2 separate regions of the Homo sapiens genome follow, and region 2 is linked to region 1. The links are chromatin loops, found by intact Hi-C in ENCODE. Cell type or tissue: endothelial cell of umbilical vein. All regions are shown on one strand. Links, peaks and the distances in the headings refer to the core of each region. The heading gives the core; the rest is flanking DNA.

Region 1 (2,920 bases), core at 53-2,552:
CTTTTTGACATTCTGCTGATTTTGTGGTGCATTTTAGAGTCTTGGGACTCCCTGCTATCCCTGGAGTGATATAAATTTGAATAATGTTTATGTCAAAAAACAAAATCCAGGTAGAAGGAATCTTGACTCTAAGAGGAAAGAAGTCTTGTAAAGAAAATATTTGCACTTTTAATACAACCGAAAGAGAAGGTAGCAAGTGGGAATGTGTTCTCAGTCCAATTTGATGAGGGAGAAATATGGACTGAGATGTCAGGCACAAGTTTGGGAGACACAGCTATATCAGGTGGATAATCATAATGAACAGCATGCCTGTGTCCCTTAGGAAAGTCATTGTACTACAGCAGAGGTACTGAAACCATCTCAAAGTTGCTTCCATGAAAAATGTAATAGCAGAGGATCGGATTGTGATAACTTATACCTTATAGGTTAATGTTGGAATGGGGAAATGATGTTTATCTCAGGAGACTCTATGGATGTTTGTAATAGCCAGATGTGAAAAATCATGTTGCAGGGAATAAATATAGGGGCTTTTGGCCTGCTGCTGGCCTTAGCCCAGGCCCATCAGATTGCTCAGAATCTCCACCACCACTTGCATTAGTTGAGGCGACTCCCAGTTTATTTCTCTAAGATTGGATGGGTGGATTTCATATTAAAAAAAAATTTGGCTAGTTCTTTTGGAACATATTGTAAACAGCTATGGTTTTCCAAAGGGCAGGAATGTATTCATTCATTGTTCTCTTTCTCCCATCTCACAGAATAAAGCCCTTTTCCACCAATTCAGTCTTAAGGAGAACTGGCTCCAGCATAGAGGAACTGTGACTGAAACGGAGGAAAGTGAGTATGGTTTGAAGTGAGGGTTTGGGGGTGGGCAGCAGTTAGCCACCATTTTTCTCCTACATTGGCATATCAGCCTGACTAACCTTCATTTCCAGCTGTCACCCCTCAGATAAGCACGTTAGCCTCAAACAGCATGGTTTTTCTTTTCTTTATTTGAGCATTATGGTTTTCTTAGATCACATAATACTGTCCCAAGCACCAAGGATACTTATAATTTGGGAAGCAAGGAAAGGAGACAATGCCTAGAGCCTCCTTGCATTCTTGAGAAGAGGTAAAAATGAACGGGAGACTCAGCCTTTTCCTCCTAGAACCATCTCCTCCCTGCCTTCATCAGCCCATTGTCTATGACTAACTGGAAGGATCACCAAAGTCAATGTGCAGATTTGGGCTGAGTCAGTCCATGACTCAGTCCACGAGAAGAAACTCCTGTGGAGAGAAGGCTGTACGGTAGAAGCTCCTGCAAGGCCAGGCTGTGTGGGCAGTGCTGCCCATCTACTGTGTCCTCAGTCACTGCTTATTTGCGTGAAATAAGAAATATTACCAGTGGTTTTCTCCTTTTAGATAAAGATTGAGTCAAGCACAGAGCTGGAAAACACAGCAAATTAAAATTTTAATGCAATTATAACTCACAGACTCTCTCTTTTGCCTCATCTTTCTTCATATGCTGAAATTCTGAGTGTGATCATTTAATATTTGCCCAATTTCTGGAACTTGTAAAAGAAGTCACAAGGATGCTTATTACATTAGATAGTGTTTGCATATAATGCTGCTGATACATGGTTCTGTTGGCTCATATTAAGTGTCATCCGTACCAAGTGAAAGAGAAAATAAAATTATCTAACTTCCTAATTCATTCGTTGCTGACCTTCCTTGCCCATTTGTCTTAAAGTTTCATCGTGTAGTTTTCCAAGCTGAGCTGCAAAGAGGCAAAGTATTTCGAGGCCCCCAGACTCTTTTTATCAGTTTATTTAGCAAGATGTAAACTTACCCTGCATATAGTGGTTTATAGACCAGATTTTGCCTTGCTTAAAAATTCCATCTTTCTATGGAAGGAGGAAAGCCTTTTTCTCTCTCACTAGTCTATTGGCAAAATACAAAACAACTATTTGTTACATGCTGTTGTTTTAGTGACGTACCCAACCAAACCAAATATGTCAAGTGTCTCCTGGTGGTGTGTTTACTTTGAGGTTCTATACATATAAACTCATAGTTAGACTTTTGCTTCATTTGTATTTCTATGAAAACATTCCTGGGTTTATTTTTGTGGTGCCAATTAAACTGCATATAAAATTTCTCCAGAAGCTTCACTCTCAATTTTTTTGCAACACCAAAGAGTAGAATATCTAAGTATATTATTGTCCTTCTGTCTATTTGAAAGAAGCTAGTGCATTTTATACATTTATAGTAGCTGATATAAGAGGTAATGTGTCAGTTACTTCCATTGCTATTAAAACAGCTTCTGCTATTAATATCATAAAGAAAACATTTTTCAGGACCCATTCACCCTGATAGTGATAATGTCCTAGTAATAATTATTAGCACCACAGACAATAAAAAGGAAATTAAAAAGACTAGAAATGTGACCTCCATTTGGAAACTAAATTCATCACTACCTTGATGGGAGAAATGGAGTCATTCTTAAATGACTGAGAAAGCTGAACTCAAAAACCAAGGCAGATGACAGATTTTTAGATAAGCTTATGAGAATTCTAATAGCAAAATACGGTGTTCTTGATTGGGCCACTGAGATTGTCCTGAAATGGAGTGTAAAGGAAAAATTTATGAATTAGACACTTTAATATGCAGCTTTGGGAGATCTCAGCAACTGTCAAAGAAGGGATTTAAAAATACAGTCTGTGTACCACAGTTTCCACTGTATTATGGTCAGATGGTTTCTACAGTGAGTACACACTTGCGTGACTCGGGTCTCTCATTACATAATGAAAAGATTAAATACTACTTGTGCTTGTTGGCTGGCTTTACAACATCTGAGTTTCATGTGTTTGCAAGCACACATTTATAGACGTATACCCTCAGGTGCTCATGTACATATATAAAAAATCTAACTCTGTATGTGTTATAC
Region 2 (2,920 bases), core at 295-2,794, 54 kb before region 1:
AGAACACATGTGAGGCCGGGTGTGGTGGCTCACGCCTGTAATCCCAGCACTTTGGGAGGCCAAGGCGGGTGGATTACGAGGTCAAGAGATTAAGACCATCCTGGCTAACACGGTGAAACTCTGTCTGTACTAAAAATACAAAAAATTAGCCAGGCATGCTGGCGGGTGCCTATAGTCCCAGCTACTCGGGAGGCTGAGGCAGGAGAATGGAGAATGGCGTGAATCCGGGAGGCGGTGCTTGTGGTGAGCCGAGATTGTGCCACTGCATTCCAGCCTGGGCAACAGTGCGAGACTCGGTCTAAAAAAAAAAAAAAAAAAAAAAGAGAACACATGTGATAACACAAGGGGCCTGATGTGGAGAAGAGAGCAGCTTTAGAAACAGAACCAACCAGCTGGAGCCTAAGTGTGGACTGTGGATGGGAGAGGTAGGGCCAGGTGAAGAAGGTGCAGGAGCTGGAGGATGCAGGACCTGTGGGTTTATCCAAACATTGTGTGCTAAGAGCAATAGGAAGCTTTTGTGTAGAATTTAAGCAAGAAGGAAGGAAAAATGATTAGATTTAAATTTTTAACATTCCTCCGTTGCAATGTGGGAACAGATTTGAAGGAGGAGAATGGGTCACACTCACTCCTTCAAAGCTTCCTGGTCCCACTTCCCTCACAGTCCTCTCTGTCGATTTCACATTAAGTAGTAACCAGCATACATGCAAAAGGATTTGCTGTGGGCAGCTCAAGTCAGGGGACTTCAGTTCCAGGAAGACAGAATGTCCAGTGATAGTTCACTTCTAATTTATTACCTTTTCCCTAAAATATACTGCTATATCACCATTTTTCTTTAACAAGTTGGCTTGGAGTCAGTCCTGTTTTTGTAGAAATGAATTTTGTGCATGCATATAATGTGAATATCTTTTGTTAATAAACACCATGCAGGCAGATATGTTCGCTTTAAATACAACTTACTGTGCTGTATATTTGCCTCATATTGATTCAGCCAAAGTTTGGTGATTTCTGAGTCATTCATATACTTTGGTTGCTAAAGATGAGGAAAAGAAATTTATAAAAGATGTCCATGTAGGATGCAAAGAACCTTTTTTTCCTTTTGCAGTGGGAAGTGGGTGGAAAGGAAAAATTCCATCTGGCATCCAGCAGTCCTAAATGTTGTTTTAAGATAGCAAAAATAGAAGATTGCTGAAAATATCATAACAGAACATAACAGACTGTGGGCAAGTGTACAGTACATTTTTTCTAATAAATCATGCTAAATATGCGTATTTTACTTATAACATGACCAAGTTCTTGTTTGCTGTTACATAAAAATTTGTCTTTATTTTTTGTATTAAAATTATCTGCTCTCTTTTTGAAGCAAAAAGGATGATTGTTTTGGTCTGAAGAGATCAGTGTTGCAGTACTTAGGTTTAACTGGAATAGGTTTTTGAATTTTGCAGTTTTCCCCTCTTTTTCCAGCATTTCCCTCCTACATTTAAAAAAAAATGGAGAAATAAGATGTGGCATGTATGTTCATTTATGGCACATTTGTACATAAGTCAGTGAACAAGGCTCAACCATTTTAACAAATCCTTGTAAATGTCCTCTTTGTTCAGGTTCCAGGAATGACTGGGCACGACTGAGGCAAAGTGAGTCAGAGTAAAGGATTAGGGGCACCTCAAGATCCAAGAAACACATAATAGTAGAGAATAATGGTGATAATGAGACAATTAAGATGTCAGAAAGTGGCTTGGAGGTATGGATTCACAAGAAGGCTCAAAAAACTTAATGAGTCATAAAGCATATCTGGGTGACCTCAGAGGTGCGAGTCGGGGTGGAATGTGTCAAGGTAAAATTTTTGCCCTCCACCATCAAAGAGAGGAGACAGTGGTACTTCCTACAGATAGTTCTTAAAACCTTTCATGATCTTGCCTTGGCTAGGATTTAGAGAAGTAGAACAAGCTTTATGTTGACACCCCTGTGAATAAAGAATTCTAACATTCCCCAAATGGCACAATGCATAATAAAATCCCAAAGTGAGTTTTATGATTGCTGGATGCTATCACTTTCTCCCTGCTCAGTCAACTTATTGTTATTACAAATTGGGGGTTTGTGATGATGCATTATTTTTCACCATCAGTCTGAGTAGTCTGGAGTTTTCCTCTGAGAGTCATAGGCATTAGAAAGAACTTTAGATATCATGTGTCTTGATGGCTTGGGGAAGGAAAACTTTATTTCTAAAACTGGCACCTGCTAAATAGGATTATAAGCAGTTTCCTCTAAAAAGGGGAAAATATATTCTAAGACCATTAGTTCTTTTGGAAGTGCATTAGTCACAAGAAAATGTTAAAACATTTCCATTGATAATATCTTCTAGCAAAAGTAAATACCTTTTAGCCTCTGTAATCAGAAGCAATTTTGTTAATAGTTTGTTAACAAAAAGTGTAATTCTTTAGTTTGTTAGAGAACTTCTTAATTCAGGCTTTGTGCTTTTATCTCTTTGTGTTCCTGAAGTTAGATTTTGTGAGGCCCTAAAGTGAGGCTGGGCTGATCGACGTGACCCTTGCCCTAAGACAACACTTCTTTAGAACTACTCCTCCCCTACCTATTAGCAGTTAGCCCCTCAAAAATTAGTGACTCATGAAAGTGGGCACAAACAATTTGGCCAGCAAAAAATAAATGGGATCATTCAGTTCTTCTCATTAAACACCCATCTGGAAGCACATGTCTAAAAATTATCTCAGTATTAAAACAACACTCAGGTATAACTCTAAAAATGGTGGGGGGGAAGGATAGTTGAAGCTACAGACATAATACTTTCCTCTCTAATAATATGTATGAGTAGAATTTTAGAAGATATGTAAGTAAAAACTGTAGGATACGAAATGGAGAGATGAGAGCACACACGGCCCAAGTAGGTATTGATTTACACCTACAG

The links. Hi-C counts contacts between places; a loop is a spot of excess contacts. Peaks named below come from ENCODE experiments on the same cell type or tissue, not always from the same donor. Only the 100,000 strongest peaks of a DNase experiment are listed, where the experiment ranks them.
Region 2: it touches region 1 in a loop (2.5-fold over the local background); 5 of 110 quality-filtered maps call a loop at or near these places.

Annotation. Positions count from the first base shown.
Region 1 is chr7:22,154,724-22,157,643 of GRCh38, reverse strand. RAPGEF5 (Rap guanine nucleotide exchange factor 5) reads left to right here. Exons shown (of 26, transcript NM_012294.5): 16 at 756-834. Among named protein-coding and RNA genes, the nearest start is that of RAPGEF5, 200 kb to the left of the region's middle. In endothelial cell of umbilical vein, for the core only: no CTCF peak of the experiment used is centred there; a DNase peak (open chromatin) is centred at 1,203; H3K27ac peaks cover 500 bases.
Region 2 is chr7:22,209,366-22,212,285 of GRCh38, reverse strand. All of the region lies in intron 9 of RAPGEF5 (Rap guanine nucleotide exchange factor 5), which reads left to right. Among named protein-coding and RNA genes, the nearest start is that of RAPGEF5, 150 kb to the left of the region's middle. In endothelial cell of umbilical vein, for the core only: no CTCF peak of the experiment used is centred there; no DNase peak of the experiment used is centred there; H3K27ac peaks cover 225 bases.